3 separate regions of the Homo sapiens genome follow, and all the other regions are linked to region 2. A link is a contact called in ENCODE Hi-C or POLR2A ChIA-PET data. All regions are on one chromosome and are shown on one strand. The core of a region is the stretch at or near the end of the contact, and the rest is flanking DNA. Distances in the headings are between cores, read along the strand shown.

What was found. Hi-C counts contacts between places; a loop is a spot of excess contacts on that map. ChIA-PET counts read pairs that join two places held with the same protein, here RNA polymerase II (POLR2A). Pooled maps may share reads with other maps.
Region 1: a loop to region 2 is called in a map of Caco-2, with 4 times the contacts of the local background. The contact joins the promoter of NR5A2 here to the promoter of MIR181A1HG in region 2. A Hi-C loop is called at or near these places in 1 of 168 maps with a recorded cell type or tissue (Caco-2). POLR2A ChIA-PET finds 5 or more read pairs at or near these places in 2 of 52 experiments (OCI-LY7 and activated T-cell).
Region 3: a loop to region 2 is called in a map of CD4-positive, alpha-beta memory T cell, with 3 times the contacts of the local background. The contact joins the promoter of C1orf53 here to the promoter of MIR181A1HG in region 2. A Hi-C loop is called at or near these places in 2 of 168 maps with a recorded cell type or tissue (CD4-positive, alpha-beta memory T cell and naive thymus-derived CD4-positive, alpha-beta T cell) and 5 of 50 pooled maps. POLR2A ChIA-PET finds 5 or more read pairs at or near these places in 1 of 52 experiments (MCF 10A).

What each region holds. Positions count from the first base shown.
Region 1 is chr1:200,025,730-200,029,095 of GRCh38, forward strand. NR5A2 (nuclear receptor subfamily 5 group A member 2) reads left to right here and starts at 1,981. Exons shown (of 8, transcript NM_205860.3): 1 at 1,981-2,182. The coding sequence starts at 2,119.
Region 2 is chr1:198,935,355-198,938,685 of GRCh38, forward strand. It overlaps MIR181A1HG (MIR181A1 host gene), which reads right to left and starts at 2,075. Exons shown (of 3, transcript NR_040073.1): 1 at 1,872-2,075. RefSeq lists enhancers at 1,866-1,925, 2,326-2,375.
Region 3 is chr1:197,900,863-197,904,397 of GRCh38, forward strand. It overlaps C1orf53 (chromosome 1 open reading frame 53), which reads left to right and starts at 1,768. Exons shown (of 3, transcript NM_001024594.3): 1 at 1,768-2,051. The coding sequence starts at 1,788. RefSeq lists silencers at 1,653-1,802, 1,973-2,222.

The DNA.
Region 1 (3,366 bases), core at 731-3,230, 1.1 Mb after region 2:
CGGAGGTTGCAGTGAGCCAAGATTGTACCACTGCAGTCCAGCCTGGGCAATGGAGCAAGACTCTGTCATTAAAAAAAAAAAAAAAAAAAGGACTGGCCTGGGTTTACAGGTAGCTCACACCTGTAATCTGAGCACTTGGGGAGGCTGAGGCAGGAGGACTGCTTGAACCCAGGAGACCAACCTGGGCAATACAGCAACACACTGTCTCTACAAAACATTTAAAAAATTAGCTGGGTGTGGTGGTACACATCTGTAGTCCTAGTTACTCAGGAGGCTGAGGCAGGAGGATTGCTTAAGTCCATGAGTCTGAGGTTGCAGTGAGCTATGACTGTGCCACTCCATTCCAGCCTGGGTGACAGAGTGAGATCCCATCTCTAAATAAATTAATAGACCATAAATTCTGTAATGTGAATCTTTAGACAAAGACTGCTAAATCTATCATCTGATATATGAAGTTTTATTACAACAAATGTTTATATATTGAGTTAAAAATTATCTGTACCCATACACACAACCTGCATTTACTTAATTTAAAAGGAGTGTCAATATTAAAATTGAGGATTTTGGCCAGGTGCGGTGGCTCACGCCTATAATTCCAGCACTTTGGGAGGCCGGGTAGATCATTTGAGGTCACAAGTTTGAGACCAGCCTGGCCAACACGGTGAAACCCCGTCTTGACTAAAAATGCAAAAATTAGCCGGGCATGGTGGTGTGCCCCTGTAATCCCAGCTACTGGGGAGGCTGAGGCGGGAGAATTGCTTGAACCCGGGAGACAGAAGCTGCAGTGAGCCGAGATCGTGCCACTGCACTCCAGCCTGGGCAACAGAGCGAGAACCCATCTCAAAAAAAAAAAATTGTTATTTTGTTGTTATTGTTGTTTTTGAAGACAGAGTCTCACTCTGTTGCCCAGGCTGGAGTGCGGTGGCATGATCTTGGATTGTGTTCTTCCAGGGTTGCAGAGAGAAGTGCAACAGCGTCTCATTGCAACCTCTGCCTCCCAGGTTCAAGCAATTCTCCCGCCTCAGCCTCCCAAGTAGCTGGGATTACAGGAGTGCACCATCACACCCAGCTAATTTTTGCATTTTTAGTAGAGATGGAGGTTTCACCATGTTGGCCAGGCTGGTCTCGAACTCCTGACCTCAGGTGATCCGCCTGCCTTGGCTTCCCAAAGTGCTGGGATTACAGGTGTGAGCCACCATGCCCAGCCTAAGAATAATAACTTTATAACTATGAAAAATGTGTTACATATTCACCATTTTGCCAGCATTAATCTCAAAGCATAAGTTTTACCTTTTGGGGATAAAGAGATAGATTGTGTTTTAGCCATATGACCAATGTAGAAACAAGCTAAGGTTAACTCCTCATCTAATGAATAGGCCCGATAAAAAAGTTGGTTGACCACAACATGAATAAATAAATAACCATAAGCTTGGAAATGCTACCTGTAGTATTTCAGAGTGTCGATCACATTTGTAGTCATCACTTAAAGAATTAATGTCTGCCAATGTTATCATCTAAAATGTATTTACAGAGGTCAGAAGAGCTATGTCTGTCCTCCTCTATGCAAAGAGGTGATGACATCAAGGGGTATGTCACAAGCCAAAGTTTAGTTAGCCTAAGTTAGTTAGCTGGTTTGCAGTTTTTATCCACTAAGTCTGATCTTCTGACCCCTCAGTTTTACAACTTTCCACTCTCTGTGCTGCATAGCACCTCTCCACTTCTGAGTTAATCATTTCTTTGCCATTATCTGGCAAGAATTCTTATCTCTTTTGCTGTCACTTTATAACAGGGTCCTCTTATCAACCTGCATAGAGTCATGTGATGAGTCAAAGCCTATCAAAAGTTTCCATTCTTCTGATTAGAAACCATCATGAAACTGGATACATGGTTTACAGCAGGTCACTAATGTTGGAAAAAGTACAGAGTCCAGGGAAAGACTTGCTTGTAACTTTATGAATTCTGGATTTTTTTTTTTCCTTTGCTTTTTCTTAACTTTCACTAAGGGTTACTGTAGTCTGATGTGTCCTTCCCAAGGCCACGAAATTTGACAAGCTGCACTTTTCTTTTGCTCAATGATTTCTGCTTTAAGCCAAAGAACTGCCTATAATTTCACTAAGAATGTCTTCTAATTCAGATACTGGGGATTTACAAGAGTCTTTAAAGCACGGACTTACACCTATTGGTAAGTAGGAGTTTCTCTATTGATCATCTATTTATTCTGCTACTACATACATATAATTTAATCTTGTTGATGGATTTTGCATTTTAAGTCATGGCTTTTCCTATTATGTTTATTAAAAGCACACAATAAGCCTATGTATATATATCACACATTTATCTTTCTTGCAGTTCAAAAAAAGCAAATGGATATTTCAACATATGAATATTATTCATTATATCTAGTGTTTACTGGTGTCATTCTAATACCCTAATCAGCCAGAAAATATAATTTATACTTTATCAATTTCAACTTTAATATTTTCTGATAATTTTTAATCAGAAATAATAAGCTAAAATTTGAACAATTTGAAACAAGTTAATCATATTGAGTGATCATTGATCAAACTTTAACAGATAGCTGTCAAGTATTTGTTACTTTTCAACCCACACAAAAGTATGGTGTCTTATTCTCTGCTTATACCGTAAAAAATTTTCATTTTATTTTCCTGGGGAATGAAAGTCATGCCCCCACCTCCAAAAAAAAAAAAAAAAAACCAAAAAAACTAGACCATCATTAGTAAAGGATTTGAAGAGCTACTGTTTCTCGCAACAATTAGTATATTTTGTTTTTACAAACAGAAATAAGTAAATAAAGCTACTATTCATTTAAAAAATAGAGTTACAAACTTATGAATTTTATAGCAAGACTACATTCAATTAATTCTAAAAGTAAAGGACTGAAGGGAAGTGATTCCCAGTGATCTGTAATTATTTGTCTGTTGGAAGTCAGGCCCTTCTGCCTTTCCCCAGTTTTTGAAGGACCTGTGCCTTTTCTGGCAGCATTTGCCTAGGCTTTCAGACTGGAATTTCCCTCCGAATTTGCAGGGGCCTGTCATGAGCTCTCTGAGTCTCAGCTCCATTATAACAAGAAAGAAAATCAAGGCTTGAGTTTTTCCTCTTTTTTCCTTCCTAGTCAGCTGACTCCACAGAATGCAGTGGAGTCACAGATTGCTTTTTTTATGGGCCAACTACACCCTAAAGTATATCACTTGAGGAAATGTTTACCAAAAATGTTCTATACTTACGAAAAAGAAAACATGGGGAAGGTAAGCAGGGTGTAACACACAATCAATTGTTCTGCAGATAACACAGAAAATACAGGCACAAGAAAGATGAGAGAGCAGCACACAACCATTTCGCATCTTT
Region 2 (3,331 bases), core at 825-3,324:
GCAGCATAAGTTCATTCAAACATGCATTCCCCACACAAACAAATTACATTATGTTTAGTTAGCACACTATTAGTTCCTAAAATATTCTGATAAGATCTGTTGAGATGAGATTTCTACACCAAATGAGGCATGTGCATCTGTATGATGTGGTGCGGGAGTTGCAAAGTCCCTTGAGACCTGCCTTTGAATGGGTAAGACGTCTTGGTTTCAAAGGTAATGAAAGGGTTAAAAATTGAGGCTGTCTAGGGTAAGAGAAAGGGGATATTGTTGTCTTTAATCTTTCCGCAGTATGTGTAAGACTTCCATCCCGGATCTGCACATAGCAGTGGAATAGGCTCGGCATGCATTGCGTGCAAGCTCCTTGATTGTAGAAGGGGAAAAAAATCTGGCTGGAGTCCAGACAGGCTGGAGCTCTGTTGATCATTATGTCTAGCCTTCAGGTGTCTCAGCACACAGTGGGCGGCGGTGGGGGAGGTGTAGATAACATGAGAGCAGACAAAGAAAAAAAATGGTGTATTTTTATAAGATTATGTGAAAATTTGTATTTATTTTCAAGCCCTCCTTAAGAAAATGAATCCTAACGTCTTGGACTTTTATAATTAGAACACAGGCTCTGCTCTGGCAGCTCTCTTTAAGCCATAATTAGTTATGTCTGGAGCCTTTGAATAATTCCTTTCAATAATTGATGGAGTTAATATTCTCTTTTAAAAATGAGGAGGACAATGTTTTTCACAAACTCTTTTTGTTGGAGGCTTTGTCATTCAAAATCTTCATCAGTCATAATCACACTGGTGTGATTTGCCTTTTAATTTCTTATAAGACTTAGCTTATAACTTTTTAAGGATGTGGATAATTCTAAAAGTAAAGGCATAATGTATTGCTAGATTACTGTAGCTGAATATAAAAAGAAAGCAGTAATGCAGGAACATTCTATCCATTTGTTTCCAATTATTTTATAAATTTAAAAACTGCATTGTATGTTGCTTCTGTTTGAACTCCATCAAAAAACCTCACTATGAATGTAAGGAACTTAGATGCTAATCATATCTTTTGCTTGCTAGAAAGAAGAAATGCCAAATTATTTTATTCTTCAAGCATTCTTCTATAAAGAAGCTTCCGCATGCTTCCTCCCCACCCCCACATCCTCACTCCACCCTATTAGGAATTTCAAAAAAAAAAAAAATCTTTATACATGGAAGGCTAGATCCTAAGACAGAAAGCTGTCTTTTCCTTCTGTCTTTACACTGGCCACTTTCAGTCGCCTTCACTTCTGCTGGGACTTTATTTCACATTGTGTGGACTACAACACCGAAACCAGTTCAGTCTCTATCCTTATTATAAAATTAAAAGTGGTGGTTAAAAAAACATATAAAGCCCTGGCTTGAAGCCATTGTTCAGAATTTAAGAGCTATTTGCCCCCAAGTGTCTTTGCAGTCTTTCATAGCTAATTATAATAACTGTCAGATGTCTGGAAAGTCTATGGTGCCCTTGTCAGTGGAGTCAGCAAAGTTTGTCTTTTATTTTTCTTGGGGACAGAGCAAATCTGATTAGACATAAAGAGCAAAAAGAAGTGAACTAAGTACATATGCGTGTGCCTTCATTTTTTCTTATGAACAAAGCAGCACACTAGAGCGATGTTCCAGCGCACAGCCTCCTACAGCTACTCTTTGGAATGCCTGACTTTTATTTTTAATTCTTTATCCTCAACAGAATAAAGTATGCAACAATTGTCCCTGGAATATTTTCCTGCCAGCTGAATAACCTTCAATATACACATGAAAGAGTACCCTTAAGAAATCTTCAAATATTGGATGTTTATGACATAAAACTATTTTAATCAGTACACTTGACGGAAAGAAAGGTATACTTACAATTTCAAAACGGTTATTTGCTCTAGTTTCTTGTCCCCGGAGGCAGAGCAGAGGCTTTTGCCAGACTGTCCATGATGCAGGTGCAGAATCCCTGTTTTCATGCCGGAGAGGAAGGTAGAAAGTGCTTCATAAAGTCACTCGGAACTCAGCCACTTGTGCTCAGACATCCCTTGCTCCTGTGGAAGCTGTACTATCTGCAGTTCTGAATTGAACTAAATTACAGCCCATGTGAAAGACAGGGGCAGTGAGTCATGTGAGAGATACAGAGCTATCCTATTGGCCACAAAGACATAGCTTAGGCATTCTGCCTTTTCCACCATTGGTGAATAGTTAAAACTGAAAGCATCTAGATCCTCCTCTTGAGCTTATTTGTCCTCTATGTGTGGAAGAATGACTGTAGGATTTTACAGTGACAGAATTAGTTAAGAAAGGGACTGAAGTCATCCTTCACAGAGACTGGTGGGAGGTGATTGGAAGCTCAGCTTTTTTAAGATTTCTTTTTTCTTTTTATCCCCCTGCCCTGCAGTTTTGTCTATAATTTGCCTGTTTGCCTGTCAGAAAAAATGTTTTTTGTATTTTTTTCTCCCTTCAGTTAACCTTGGAAGTGACAGAAAGTAAATTATCATCATATTCCTTTGCAGAACTGTCATGTTTTGAAGCACAAAATCAATTATTTTCAATGACGCATTTTCAAATTTTATTTTTACATTTACAGAGACTTTATTGTAGTTCTAAACTAATAAACTAAATTGTCCATTAGTGACACCAACAACAGAATTAACTTTTGAGTAATTATTACATTTTGGAGAAAGGAGGGCTAGAAATAACTCTGGGAAATAATAAAAGGCAACAATATCAAAACAAATCAAATAAGGGGCTTTAACTAAGAAGGGATAAAGAAGAAATATATTTCTCCATCAAAGTCACTCTTTAATTTACCACTTTATGTAAGGCAGAATGTCCAGAAACTGCCAGTCAGAAGGTATTTTTAGTTTTGCTAGGATTCTTTAATTCACCCAATTCCTTAAAAATACTTAAATGTGTTTGTAAAGATTTAGAGGCTGTAAACTACCTTAGAAGTCATCAAGTCTCACATTCCCTATGTTAAAGGTGAGGAATGTAGCCTCTGACAGTAGTGACTCTCTTCATAACACTGATCCACCGTGTTATGCAAAATAAATGAAGGAAACATTGAAATAAATACTAGTTTGCTCTGTCTTACGTACCTACTAAGAGCCAGTTACCTTCTCATTTAATTCAATAATTGTACAACCCATAGAATAAGTTTGACTACTTTCATTTCTCCTCGGCAAAAACAGACTCAAATGTTTTACTACCATGGTAGTGCCTGGATTTGAACCCAAGTGGCTGATTCCATACCTACTTTTTCCAACTAGGTATGTGTCCTTCCAAATAATGATGGTTGTCACTTATAGGTTCCTTCCTACTGTATGGCAAGT
Region 3 (3,535 bases), core at 518-3,017, 1.0 Mb before region 2:
CTAGCCTTGGCAACAGAGTGAGACTCTGTCTCAAAAAAAAAAATACTGTTTTTAAATTTTGAAATAATTACAGGTTCACATGCAGTTGCAGATATGGTACTGTGTTTACTTCACCCAGGTTCCCCCAATGCTTACACCTTACATGCTTACAATATGAAAACCAGGGATTTGACATTAAAACAATGTATGTATAGCTCCATGGCATCTTATCACATGTAAATTTTTGTAATCATCATAGTCAAGATACAGAATTATTCTGTTACCTACAAGATCTCTGTTGTTCAAGCCCTGTACAGTCCACTTCCACCCTCTCATCTTCACCAAAAGAAGTTTCATGTAACAATATGTACTCTTGTACATATGTATCTATATAAGATATGTATCTATATAAGATAGTTCCATTTATTTTCTATTTAAATCTGGTCTAGTCTATTTCATTCCTGTAAAATGCTGTCTCTACCCTTTGAATCGATGTCATGGCCTATTAGTGGATCCTGATCCTTAATTTTAAAGACAATGCAGTAAATCAATCTCAGGTTTTTGTTGGTGCGGGGACCTGACTTATGGTGAATGTGAATAACATCACAGTTGTTCATTTTTGGTGATCTCATGTTTGGTCCCACTCTTCCACAGCTTTCTCTAGGGTCCCTCCTTCGCTTTCCAGATTTTAAACTCTCCTCAGATTACTTAACAGTCTCCAGATCCTAATTTTTTATTCCAACAAAAAGAAAATCAATTTGCAAAATATAATACCAATTTATTAATTCACTGAGATTTTTAATGAACCAATAGGGTTGTTTCAATCACCTCCTACTAAGATTTAAGAAAATGAAAATATGACTACAGGGTTGCATGGTAAACACAGAAACCAAAAAACACGTAGTGATGGTCTATAGTGGCTTAGTCGCCTTTCTCCTGTACAACTGAATAATCTACTTTTGTCCTCAAAGATCAATTCCTGCCCTCCCAGTATTGAAGAGCACTAACAAAATTGGTACTCTTCAGCCCTCCTTTTCTTGAAACCCAGACGGGGGGTAGGAAGATGGGGTGGTGTTAATTTAATCCTAACACCTGAAATTACTTCCCGGGCTTGCCGTAATTTTCTCAAATACAATTATGTGACGGTATCAAGATCACTTTCATCCATCAGAAAGGAGATAATAGTTTTAGGTTGGATTTTGTAAATATTCAGCAACATGAACACAACACCTTTTCTTATTCAGTGTGCGATTTTACTTTTGGCCCTTATTCTAGGGTGGGCCAAAGAACCAAGCAAAGAAGGCTCCGCTTCCACCTTTATTCCTATCACATACTACCTGGAAACACTCAGCCTTTTCTGGATAGGCCCAAGGTGGTTATTCACAAACCTCGGGTCTTTTGATCACTTTCTGGGATCTTAACAGTTGTGGAGATTATACTGAATGATCCCAAGTCCAGTCTGACATAACAAAAAATGTCCACCTTTCAGCTGGGTGGGCGCGGGGGAAGAAGGAAGAGCTTAGAATTTAAGTCCAAAGATGTGGAAACACCAGGCTCTTCCCCGTCCAGGCAGCTCATCAGAGCCTCGTTAGCTGCCTTAAAAGCCCATTTTATTTCCGCAGCGGGCCCGCTGGTGAAGGCAGAAGGCTCAGTCCGTCCGCCTCCACCTGCTGCCACGGCAGCGCGAACCGACCCCACGCAGCGATGGCCACGAGCTGCCCAAGACCGGCTCGCCGCGCCCAGGCCCGCGTTGGTCGCCCCTCCGGGCCCCAGCGCCGGGTGCTCCGCCTCCCAAGGCCGGCGGCGGCATGGCGGCCAGGCAGATCTGGGCACGGACGGGTGCCGCGCTCTGCAGGCAACCTTCCGCCGCCCCGCCGCCAGCACCTCTCTGGGTAAGAGCTGGGTTCCGACAGCAGCTCAGCTTAACCCTCTGCCCTGCTAACGAGGGAAACTGCGGCGGCTCCGCGCCCAGCACGCCCGGTAGGCCGGAGAGAGCGGCGAGGCCTTCGGTGAGCGAAGAGTTAACCGCGGCGGAGCGACAGATCGCGGAGCTGCACGCTGCCGCCTGCGCGGTGAGACTCCCTCCTGCCCGCCCCGCCCCGCCGCGGCCGCCCCGGGCTCGGCGCGCCTGCGCATCCCGGGCCTCTCCGGACCCGGAGGCCGCCCGGCAGAGGCAAAGGTTGCTGGATACCGGTGCGGTCCTGCCTCGGGCGACATTCGCGCACGCACACGAACTTCCAGCCCCGACATTTTCGCGGGAAACCTGTGTCTGTCTTGAGTATGAGTGTGATTTGTTTTCCGATCAGCGTCCGAGCTAAACTCCGGTCGCAGTGTGGGACCCACTACCACTCTTTTGTGGTGTATGTGTGTGTGTGTTGCGGAAGGGGGTGTTAAGGAATTGATGGAGAAGGTGGAGGGACTGAGAAGTCACAACAAAAATGTGTTGTGTGTTTTTCTGCATTGTCAGTTGAACACTTAGCAATCCAGTGATTCTTAGAGTGAGAAAAAAAGACATTGACACATTTATTTTAATTTTTCCATTGCCTTCTTGTCCTTTCTCTTAACTCTTAACGGAGCAGAGGGAACTACAATCTGGCATTTGTAGACACTCAGCTGTTTTCTCCTGTTTTGCGGATTTGACAATTGTCTGTTAGTACCAGTATCTAAACTTCTCTCCCTTTACGCCTTCTAACACAGTCTGCGTGAGTTTAAAGGCAGCATGGTTACCTTTACAAAAGAAACAGTGAGAAAAAAAGAGAAACTGACTATAATAAAGATAGAAAAGCAGTATGAAATGAACCCATTTAATAAGCTATGTGTGTGTGCCTCCAGTACTTGATGGGACTAATATTATATGGTATGACTTGAGCCAAAGGGGTAGAGAAGAAAATCCCGGAGGTTGCCTAAAATTGACTTATTTAAATAATGACAGTTAGTAGGCCCTGAGAATCCACTGTCGGTCTGACCCATTCAAGTGCTGAAACTGAATAAAGACTCATTAGGAAGTGACTGGCAGCTTTTGATTGTTCTTGTTTATGCTCTCCTTTTAAAAATAATGTATATAATTTGTTCTCATACTTCGCAATATAGATATGGTGGATATTAAAGAAAAGTGTCATTCTCCTTAGAGCAAACACCAGTATCATGTGAAGAAATTTTCAATCAGTCTAGGGAAGGAAAGGAACTTTTTCTCACTCGGGAAATTCACATTTGTTTCATCAGTGTCAGTATCACAGGTTAAATGACTATCCAGGTGACCATAAGTAAGCCCAGTAAATAACAAGCTGCTTGTTTTTCTTTTTCGACAAATCTGAGCCCCCTCACTATGGTCCTTCTTCCAGCCTCAAAGCAGATAGCTCTCTTACCTTTCTCCGGGTACCGATGCGCATCACTGAGCATCTTGCTCTCCAGTCAAACTGTCAGCACCCTTGCTTCATCTTTGTCTGTGGCCACCATTACGTGAGGCTCATTTACTGAGGACAAATTAAGTTTGTGTGGGCAGCCAGCAAGCTCAGAGGTGCTCAATCAACATGGAAAGCTGTAGAGCAGGGGCATG